Linked DNA regions of Homo sapiens: all the other regions are linked to region 3. A link is a contact called in ENCODE Hi-C or POLR2A ChIA-PET data. All regions are on one chromosome and are shown on one strand. The core of a region is the stretch at or near the end of the contact, and the rest is flanking DNA. Distances in the headings are between cores, read along the strand shown.

Region 1 (2,700 bases), core at 118-2,617, 4.1 Mb before region 3:
TGATTGCAGAATCCCTATTGGCATGAATTAAGGGGAAGAGAAAGGGGAAAAAAGTACATGGAGAAAAAAAGACAACAGCAGAGAATGATATCTCAGAGCACTGCTCCAGGCATAGCAGTTCCCTAGTAAATCTTGAAATCTCATCAAAATTGTGAGGGTTAGGCTGAGCAAGGTGGCTCATGCCTGTAATTCCAGCACTTTAGGAGGCCTAGGTGGGAGGACTGTTTTAGCTCAGGAGCTCAAGACCAGCCTGGGCAACATAGCAAGACCCACATCTCTCCCAAAAATAAACAAAAAAATTAGTTTGGCATAATGGCATGTGCCTGTAGTCCCAGCTACTCAGGGGGCTGAGGTGGGAGGATGGCTCACAAACCTATGTGAGGTAAGGCTGCAGTGAACCATGATGGTGTGACTGCACTCCAGCCTGGGCAACAAAGCGAGACCAAAAAAAAAAATGTTAGAATCAAGGGACAAAGTACATGTAAGAGGTTTAGAATAGCACTTGGTACAGGAACAGTGAGTGCTCAATAAATTATTATTAGGTCTCCTCCACCCAGGGTAGGACCTGGGTTTCTGTCCTGAATTGGGACTTCCAAGACAATCACTCCCACACTCAATGTAGTACAGAGCTCTGTGAGTGATCTCTGCCCATGTTCCCCAGGGACACTTCAGCCTGGGTGCTGGGCCTGTTTCCGGTTTTACTGGGGTGGGCTTAGAGCTGTACTTCTACGGGGTTCTCTTTCCTCTCAACGTTGGTTTCCCTCCCAACCCTCACCCCCAACCCCAGGAAGCTCAGTTTACAAGTGCGGTCGGTACCCTCATTTGGTGTTTTTATTGGCTTTTCTGATAGCCCCTGGACTAGACAATTACATTGAAATTCAGAAGCAGCATGCACTTTTTGGCATTGATGTCTTTAATTAAATTCAATAAGCACTTATTGAGCACCTAGAGTGTGTAAAATACTGTTCCTTTAAATACATTTAGTCCTGAACTGTTTTAGCTTCTTAGTTTGGATTAGTGCTGATCCATTTCTTAAAGGTTTTATGAAGCATAAATATCAAAATGGAAAAATATTTGCACAGTTCTTTGTAAATATAAACGTCTTGTGTGGATTATTGTTGCTACAGTATTAATATTAACTGCAGTAACAACACTGCTGCTTCCCAGACAGGCGGTAGAAAGCAGCTGTAGGCCAACAGGAGCCAGACTGAAGAGATCCAGGGAGGTGCCTCCAGCACGTACGGCCCACAAGGGGCGGAGTCTTAAGAAGCGTACCCAAGCCCCACCCCTTACAGCACCCCCTTCGTCAGGGCGGTGTAGGCGGTTACCATGGCGATGACGTCCAGAGGGCGGGGAGGGGCGGGGCTATGGAGAGGAGGAGGAAGATGGCGGGCGGGCTGCTCTGAAGAGACCTCGGCGGCGGCGGAGGAGGAGAGAAGCGCAGCGCCGCGCCGCGCCGGGGCCCATGTGGGGAGGAGTCGGAGTCGCTGTTGCCGCCGCCGCCTGTAGCTGCTGGACCCGAGTGGGAGTGAGGGGGAAACGGCAGGATGAAGTTCGCCGAGCACCTCTCCGCGCACATCACTCCCGAGTGGAGGAAGCAATACATCCAGTATGAGGTACCGGCACGGCTGGGGTGTGGGAGGACTCGGAGGGGCCACCATCTCGCCAGTCCTGACGTCCACCGCCGCCTTCCGCTTCAGCTGGCTCCCTGTGCCCGGGCAGACTTTGACCCGCTGCCGCGGGGAGCCACTGCGGCATCCCCGCCGCGGCCGGCCGCCTCCCGGCTCCGCTGTCCTTCCCCTCCCCCGCAGCCCCGCTGCCGCCGGGGTAACGGATATGCAGGCGGAGGGCCGGGAGGAAAGGCGCTGCCCGGGCCGGGGCCGGGGCCGGGGAACGGTGGGAGGGTGAGCTGCAGGTGGGGGAGTCACGGTGCGAGGGCAGCCCCGGGTCGCGGCTGTTCCGCGCTAATCCCCTTCTCCCCACTCGCCCTGACCTCTCGTCCCCACCCTGGGCGAGCGCCCCCTCGCCAAGGTTAGGTCTTGTTTCTCTCTCTACACCTCTCACCAAGGAATCCTTGTCTTCCAAGAGAAGCCCCTCCAGTGATTTCCTTCATTCCAAAGAGCCCTTCGGCTTTTTCCCACTTGCCCACTGTTGACAAAGGCTTTGTAACGGGGTTGAAACTTGACTTAAGTGTGTATCACATATGTAGTGGTTATAGTTTTTGTAAACACGTTGTAATCAACTATTCTGCTTTGATAATAAGACTCTTTTTACTGATTGCATGAAGTCTACAGAGTAATAACATCTTTGTTTTTGCCTCTTGTTTTGGAATGGAGGGAAGAGAAAGGAGAGAAGAGAATTATTAACATTTTTTTATTTTCTGCTAAGTTTTTGCTAGCTGGGGAGAAAATTAGTATATTGTAAACAATATACCTTACCTGTGTATTACAGAAATCATGCTCCCCATTCCCTCCCAATTTCTGTGCTAACACTGCTGGAAGGTATTTAATAGATAATAAGGAACCTTACATTAATAAAGGGAAAAATAAAGATAATGAACCCATTTATATGTTCAGAAGACAAGATACCTAAGAGGCTTTAAGCATTGCAATAGGTTATTCTCAGTAGCTGGCAATTCAGCTCCTGGATAGAGAAAGACAGACTTATCTGTAACCTCCAGGAATTCACATCTGTTTTGTG
Region 2 (2,700 bases), core at 155-2,654, 4.8 Mb before region 3:
TGGGATTACAGGCACCCGCCACCACGCCCGGCTAATTTTTGTATTTTTAGTAGAGACGGGGTTTCACCATCTTGGCCAGGCTGGTCTTGTACTCCTGACCTCGTGATCCACCCGCCTCGGCCCCGCAAAGTGCTGAGATTACAGGCGTGAGCCACTGTGACCGGCCAGTACGTGTTTCTTCGTTTTAAAAAAGTGAGTATATTTAATAAGGTGGTTGTTTACATTCAGTAAAATAGCGCATGAAAAGCATCTAACACAGGGCTTTAAACAGCAAGACTGGGCAAAACCTAAATAACATTTTCCTTATGTTGTCTTTTTTGCTACCACTTGCACCATACGATTACCCACATTTCCTGTCCCCTCCAGTGCAGCTTCCTGGAGACACTTCACACGTATGCAGGACTTCTGTACATCCTACTCAGGCACAGCTGTAGGCCCTACAAAGAGGGACCATTTACTGCCTCCTGCTGTCATTGATATTCGACAAACATTTATTGAGCACCTACAATGTCCTAGTTACTGTGCTAGGCCATTTTGGGGTATAGAGAGATAAAACAGATCTTAAAGTCTTCACGACACTTAAAGATGAGAAACAGTCTCTGGGTAAATAACTATCGGAGTTCAGAAGGTGGACAGAAGTGGTGGGCGGCGAGTCTGTGTGCAGTGAGCACCTAGCGGAAGATGGCATTATTTGCAGAAGAGAGGTCCTTTAAGCCAAGTCTTGATAGATGATTTCACCACGCGGAGATTGGGAAACGAGGACAAAGATATGAGAAGATATGTTGGCCACAGAGAGCCTCTCAAAGCACTGTTAAAGCAAAGCCAATACTTAATGGGAGGAAACTCCGTTTTACTTGCGTGGAGTCTTAAGTCATTAGATGCATGCTAAACAGAACTGTAACCCTCGCGAATAAAACGGCCACAGTGACAGCAGTGGGTAACGGCAGAGCTGCAACTACTCTGACAGGGGTGACGACTTATTTGGACGACAGTTGGTGAAACATTGTAAACTCTCAGAAGCTGCCGTTTCCAGACTTTGAGTTCATTCTTGTCGAATCCCCAGCTTGTTTTCTCAGCCCGGGGTGAAATGCGCAGCCAAAAGGCCCAATGAGCGTCAAAGCGAAAGGGCAGGGGTGGTCTCTTCTGCGGATATACCTTGGCTCCTCCCAAGTCCTACGAGTTTAAACTTCGACGCACCAAACATGGCTTCTTCGCGGTTCTGCTCCTTGTTTTATTTCGCTCCCACCTTTCGGCCACACTCAACATGGCCCTAACCGAAGGTTGGCATGCCTGTGGCACTGTCTCGGGACAGTTCTCGCGAGGTTTGCCTGGGCCCGACTGCTCCCGCCCTGCCTCGCGCCGCCGCCACAGCCGCTGCCGCTGGCGCCGCTCCTCCTCCGTGTCAGTTGTTGGGCTGTAATGGCGACTGGGCCGCCCCTGACGAAGTGACTCCCGGGCCGGGGAGCGGGGCCAGACCTGCGCCAGAGAGAACTGCAGGGAGCCGCAGCTCGGGGGGTGGCTTGCCCTGAGGGAGGGGAGGCAGCCTTTCCGCCTTGTCTTCCTTCCCAGCGGACCGGCGGATCCCCGGAGCCGGTGCGAGGAGGGCACCCGGTGCGTCCCCGGAGCGGGGAGGCCAGGCCGGGCAGCCCTGGGGCCGGTCGGGGCGGCGTCACTGCACCCTCCGCCAGGCTCCGCGGGATGCACCGTGGTAGCCGAGGGCGGAGGCGACACTCTCAGGTGAGCTCCTGTAGGACCTGGCTGGGACCGCGGAGTCTCGCTCAGCCTCAACTGTCTCTGTCCGCGGTCCCGGGTCCCCGGTGGCGGCAAGAGAGGCGGGGCCGGGCGCGGAGAGTCTTGGCCCTGCTTGGCGTCCCCCTCGGGGAACCTCCCTGGGTTCTGAGGCTTTTCGGGGACCTAGGTTTCGGGTCCCACCAGTGCCTGCTGAAGACGGAATTTCCTTCCTTACGTGCCAGTGTCCTCCCGCCTCCTCCACCCCTCCTCTAGCCTGCAGAGGTAAGATACCTCTAGCCTTTGCTGCCCGGAGAAGTGTCCCTTCTTCATCTGGCGATCAGGCGTATTTGGGGAGATTCCGGGGACTGGCTCCAGTGGCAGGGATGATCAGTTTCTGTTCCTTTTCAGTGGGGATCACATTCTCAAGTATAGGGAAAACTTTGATCTACTCTAGTCTAGCGGCTGCTGAAGGTAGTTTATTCACAGATAATTTGGGGAAAGATTTAAAAGGCTTTATGTTTTGGAAGTTGTCAGTATTTTCCTCTGCCTTTTAAATGCAGCTCAACATGCTAAGTAATATTTAGCTAATGTCACAAGATATGAATTGGAATTTGCCTGGATTTTAAATATTCAGATAGAAAGTTGCACATAGGCATAGATTTTAATGTTTTAATGCAGTAGCAAATCCTTCATATGGGAAAAAACAGGTTGTCAGAAATAGTGATCAATATCCATGTACTCCACCTGATTGTTTTGTTTTGATGGTGATCCTTGTTTTGAATTTGGGGAAGTCGTTATTGTTGCCATGTTAACGATACCTCCTGCCCTGTATTTGAAGAGTTTTAAAAGAAAGACTATCTTTGGCAGAGCTAGTAACAATCTGAAAAGTTCTGTAGAAACAATGATAAAATACTAAAAGTTGCCCTCCATTCTGAAAATTTCTTCGTTTAATATATTGTTTTTAAACAA
Region 3 (2,770 bases), core at 145-2,644:
CTCTGCATTAAGAGTGCTTTTATTTTCTTAGGGTAGATTCTCAGAAATAGAACTGATGAATCAAAGTGTGCACAATTTAAATTTTAGTAGATACTACCAATAAGTTACAGCAATTTACACTCTCACTAAGCCTTTTTTTTCTATTCCTTAACTAACCAGAACCGTATCCTTGTGTTTTGTATTATATTTACTAATCTGATGGGCAAAAACCAGCTAGCTCCTCGTTTTAATCTGCATCTCCTACGTTTATGGAGGTTGAGTAACTTTTCATGTTTATTTACCACTTCCATTTCCTCTTCTGGCTTAACCGTTCATGCCTTTCTCCCATTTCCTACTGGTTCTTCGCTTTTTTCTTATTCATGTGTAGGACCTCGTGTATGTATTACTCTGAATTAAATGGTGTAAATAGAATTGATAATTTTAACACACTTCCAAGACGGATAAAAACTACTGAATAGGTATACTTGAGACTTTTGAATAATTTCCCCCCAAACATTCTATTATGAAAATACAGTGCAAGAAAACACTGCAAGGAAATAGTAAAATGTGTAAAGTTCAAGTTCCAATGAACGCCCCCTTTTCCGTAACAGGTGTAAACATCATTTCCTTAACTACTGTGAGATCAGCAACATTTTCCCAGTTGGAAGCTCACTTGCGCGAGAAAGCTAACCATGCTTCGGTCGACAGGCAGCCAACCGCAGAACTCCAGCGCGCAGCGATGCGGGCTGTAGCCCCCTTCTTGGGCCACTGACATGGCAGCCGCGTTGACACACCGCGCCTGGCTTCAAGGAGCCTGCACATGTCACCGGCGGCCAGGGCGACACCCCGTCAGCTCCCCCGAGGTCAGGTCGCGGGCGGCGGTTCCCACCTCCCCGGACCCTGTCCACCCCTCTAGGGTTCTCGCGCGGGAAGAGCCGTTCCAATCGCGACAGGAGAGGCCACTACGCGACCGGGTCGCAATGACAGGCACCCCTCCTGTTGTCAGCCTCACCGAGAAACCCACCCCAGGCTGCCAGCACCCTTACCCAAGCTTCTGTTTCTCCTCCCTACTCATGGGCTCGGCCCCCGCCGTCCACACGGAGGTGGCCGACACCAGGCAGAACGCGGCCGTCGCCGCCACTAGTCTCCATCGCGCTCGCTGGGGAACCGGGGACCCACAGCCCCGGCCGCCGGCTTCGCTCATGGCCCCGCGGTTCCGCGCACGCGCAGCTGCTACGCCCGGCCGGTGAGACACATTGCTGGACGCTGGTGGCCAGGGGGCTGCTAGCCGTGCCGAGACGGGGCGGGATGCGGAGTAACACGGACGGCCGCCGGCGCCAAACTGTTTCCCGAAGCCACCAAGCCGGTCCCCAGCGCCAGCGCTGCCACCGCCCTCCGCCCTCAGTATCCCGGAGCGCCTCCCCCAGCTTTCCGGTGTCGTAGTCTAGGAAACCGCCTCCCCAACGTTACTTCCGGGTAGGGCCGAAGCCGTAGAGCCTCAGGACCAATGGAGACCTCATGGGAGAGGGGCTGTCTCCGGCGACTGGAGAGGGCATTGGCCAGGAGAAGTGAGACGTGGACAAAAGGCGGGACTGGGAAGGGATCTCTCGCTTCGACCCGCCTCCGACCCGCGGAGTTGCCCCCTGAGGACTACCAGTCCCAGTGTGCACTGCTTCTTCCCCGGCTCTCCCGCGAGCCGACTCGGAGCCGTGTCTCTCGCTTCTACCCGGGGTAGGCGCGCTGCACCCTGGGACTTGCGGTCCTCCGAGGTCGCCAGTGGTTGCTGGGATCCCACCTCCCCCTTTCCTCGGCGCCCTACAGTCAACCCTGTCTCGGTGGGCTGCGGAGTCCCGGGAAACCCGTCAGCTGTTTATCTCTCTTCCTCAGAAAGTTGTTTCCCAGAGAGCTGGCTGAATGAGGCGCACTGTCCCCATGTCAGTGCTGCTGCGTTAGGGAATAGTGTTGGAGTAGTCGTCTACCCTCAGGGAAATTCCAAAACACAGTAACAGCAAAATGAATTGAGCCTTTGAAGGCATTGCGCTAAGGTTTTTACTCGCAATCATCTCATGCACTCTTCTCAACTCTGATAGAGTAAGTACCACCATCCCCCTTTTGCAGACGAGAAAACAGAGGCTTAGAAAAGTTGGTTAACAAGAGCTCGTCACACTGCTGTATTAGAATCCATCCAGCCTCTGATTCGGAAGCCCTTGCATTTAACCACCGCGCAGTACTACAAGGATGAAGGAGCACGTGGGTCCTCGTACATGATTAATAATAGTTACCTCAAAAGCTCAATGTAAGGAGAGCTGTGTGGGCTGCAAAGAAGGTTTAATGAAGGAGATTGGAACTTGCAATGAATTTTGATGACCGAGTCCCAGGTTAACTATTGGTAAAATGACACATCGGTTCCTCTTGAAAAACCACATTGTTTTTCTAGTGTGGTCATTCAATAGGTGCGGAGTTTAGGAGCTTCGATGTGATCTCTGTGACCACAGTAAATTACTTACGTGTCCTTTAAGCAGTATTCGGCGGTCTTTCTGGAAACGTTTCTTCCTTGACTTTTATCACCTTACCTCTTACCTCTTAACCTCTTACCTCTTCTCTGGCTGACCCGTTTTCCTTCATTCTCTCGCTACTTTATATTAAAATACAGGTGTTCCCTTAAGGTTTTCTTTTTGTCCTTTTTCTCTCTGTACTCTAATTATTCCTTGGTGATTTCTTCTCATAAGGATTCAGCCAACATATCTCTGTGGTTGATTTCTAAATCAATATCTGTCCTGATCATTAGACC

What was found. Hi-C counts contacts between places; a loop is a spot of excess contacts on that map. ChIA-PET counts read pairs that join two places held with the same protein, here RNA polymerase II (POLR2A). Pooled maps may share reads with other maps.
Region 1: a loop to region 3 is called in a map of CD8-positive, alpha-beta T cell, with 13 times the contacts of the local background. The contact joins the promoter of XPR1 here to the promoter of EDEM3 in region 3. A Hi-C loop is called at or near these places in 2 of 168 maps with a recorded cell type or tissue (CD8-positive, alpha-beta T cell and naive thymus-derived CD4-positive, alpha-beta T cell) and 8 of 50 pooled maps.
Region 2: a map of CD8-positive, alpha-beta T cell shows a loop between it and region 3 (7-fold over the local background). The contact joins the promoter of CEP350 here to the promoter of EDEM3 in region 3. A Hi-C loop is called at or near these places in 3 of 168 maps with a recorded cell type or tissue (CD8-positive, alpha-beta T cell and naive thymus-derived CD4-positive, alpha-beta T cell) and 10 of 50 pooled maps. POLR2A ChIA-PET finds 5 or more read pairs at or near these places in 1 of 52 experiments (CD4-positive, alpha-beta memory T cell).

The regions. Positions count from the first base shown.
Region 1 is chr1:180,630,655-180,633,354 of GRCh38, forward strand. It overlaps XPR1 (xenotropic and polytropic retrovirus receptor 1), which reads left to right and starts at 1,368. Exons shown (of 15, transcript NM_004736.4): 1 at 1,368-1,616. The coding sequence starts at 1,548. RefSeq lists enhancers at 1,232-1,732, 1,733-2,233 and a silencer at 1,728-2,107.
Region 2 is chr1:179,953,406-179,956,105 of GRCh38, forward strand. CEP350 (centrosomal protein 350) reads left to right here and starts at 1,405. Exons shown (of 38, transcript NM_014810.5): 1 at 1,405-1,737. RefSeq lists an enhancer at 1,101-1,602 and a silencer at 1,390-1,839.
Region 3 is chr1:184,753,464-184,756,233 of GRCh38, forward strand. It overlaps EDEM3 (ER degradation enhancing alpha-mannosidase like protein 3), which reads right to left and starts at 1,395. Exons shown (of 20, transcript NM_025191.4): 1 at 1,026-1,395. The coding sequence starts at 1,183. LOC105371649 (a long non-coding RNA gene) reads left to right here and starts at 1,711. Exons shown (of 3, transcript XR_922357.4): 1 at 1,711-2,070. RefSeq lists enhancers at 979-1,078, 1,549-1,648.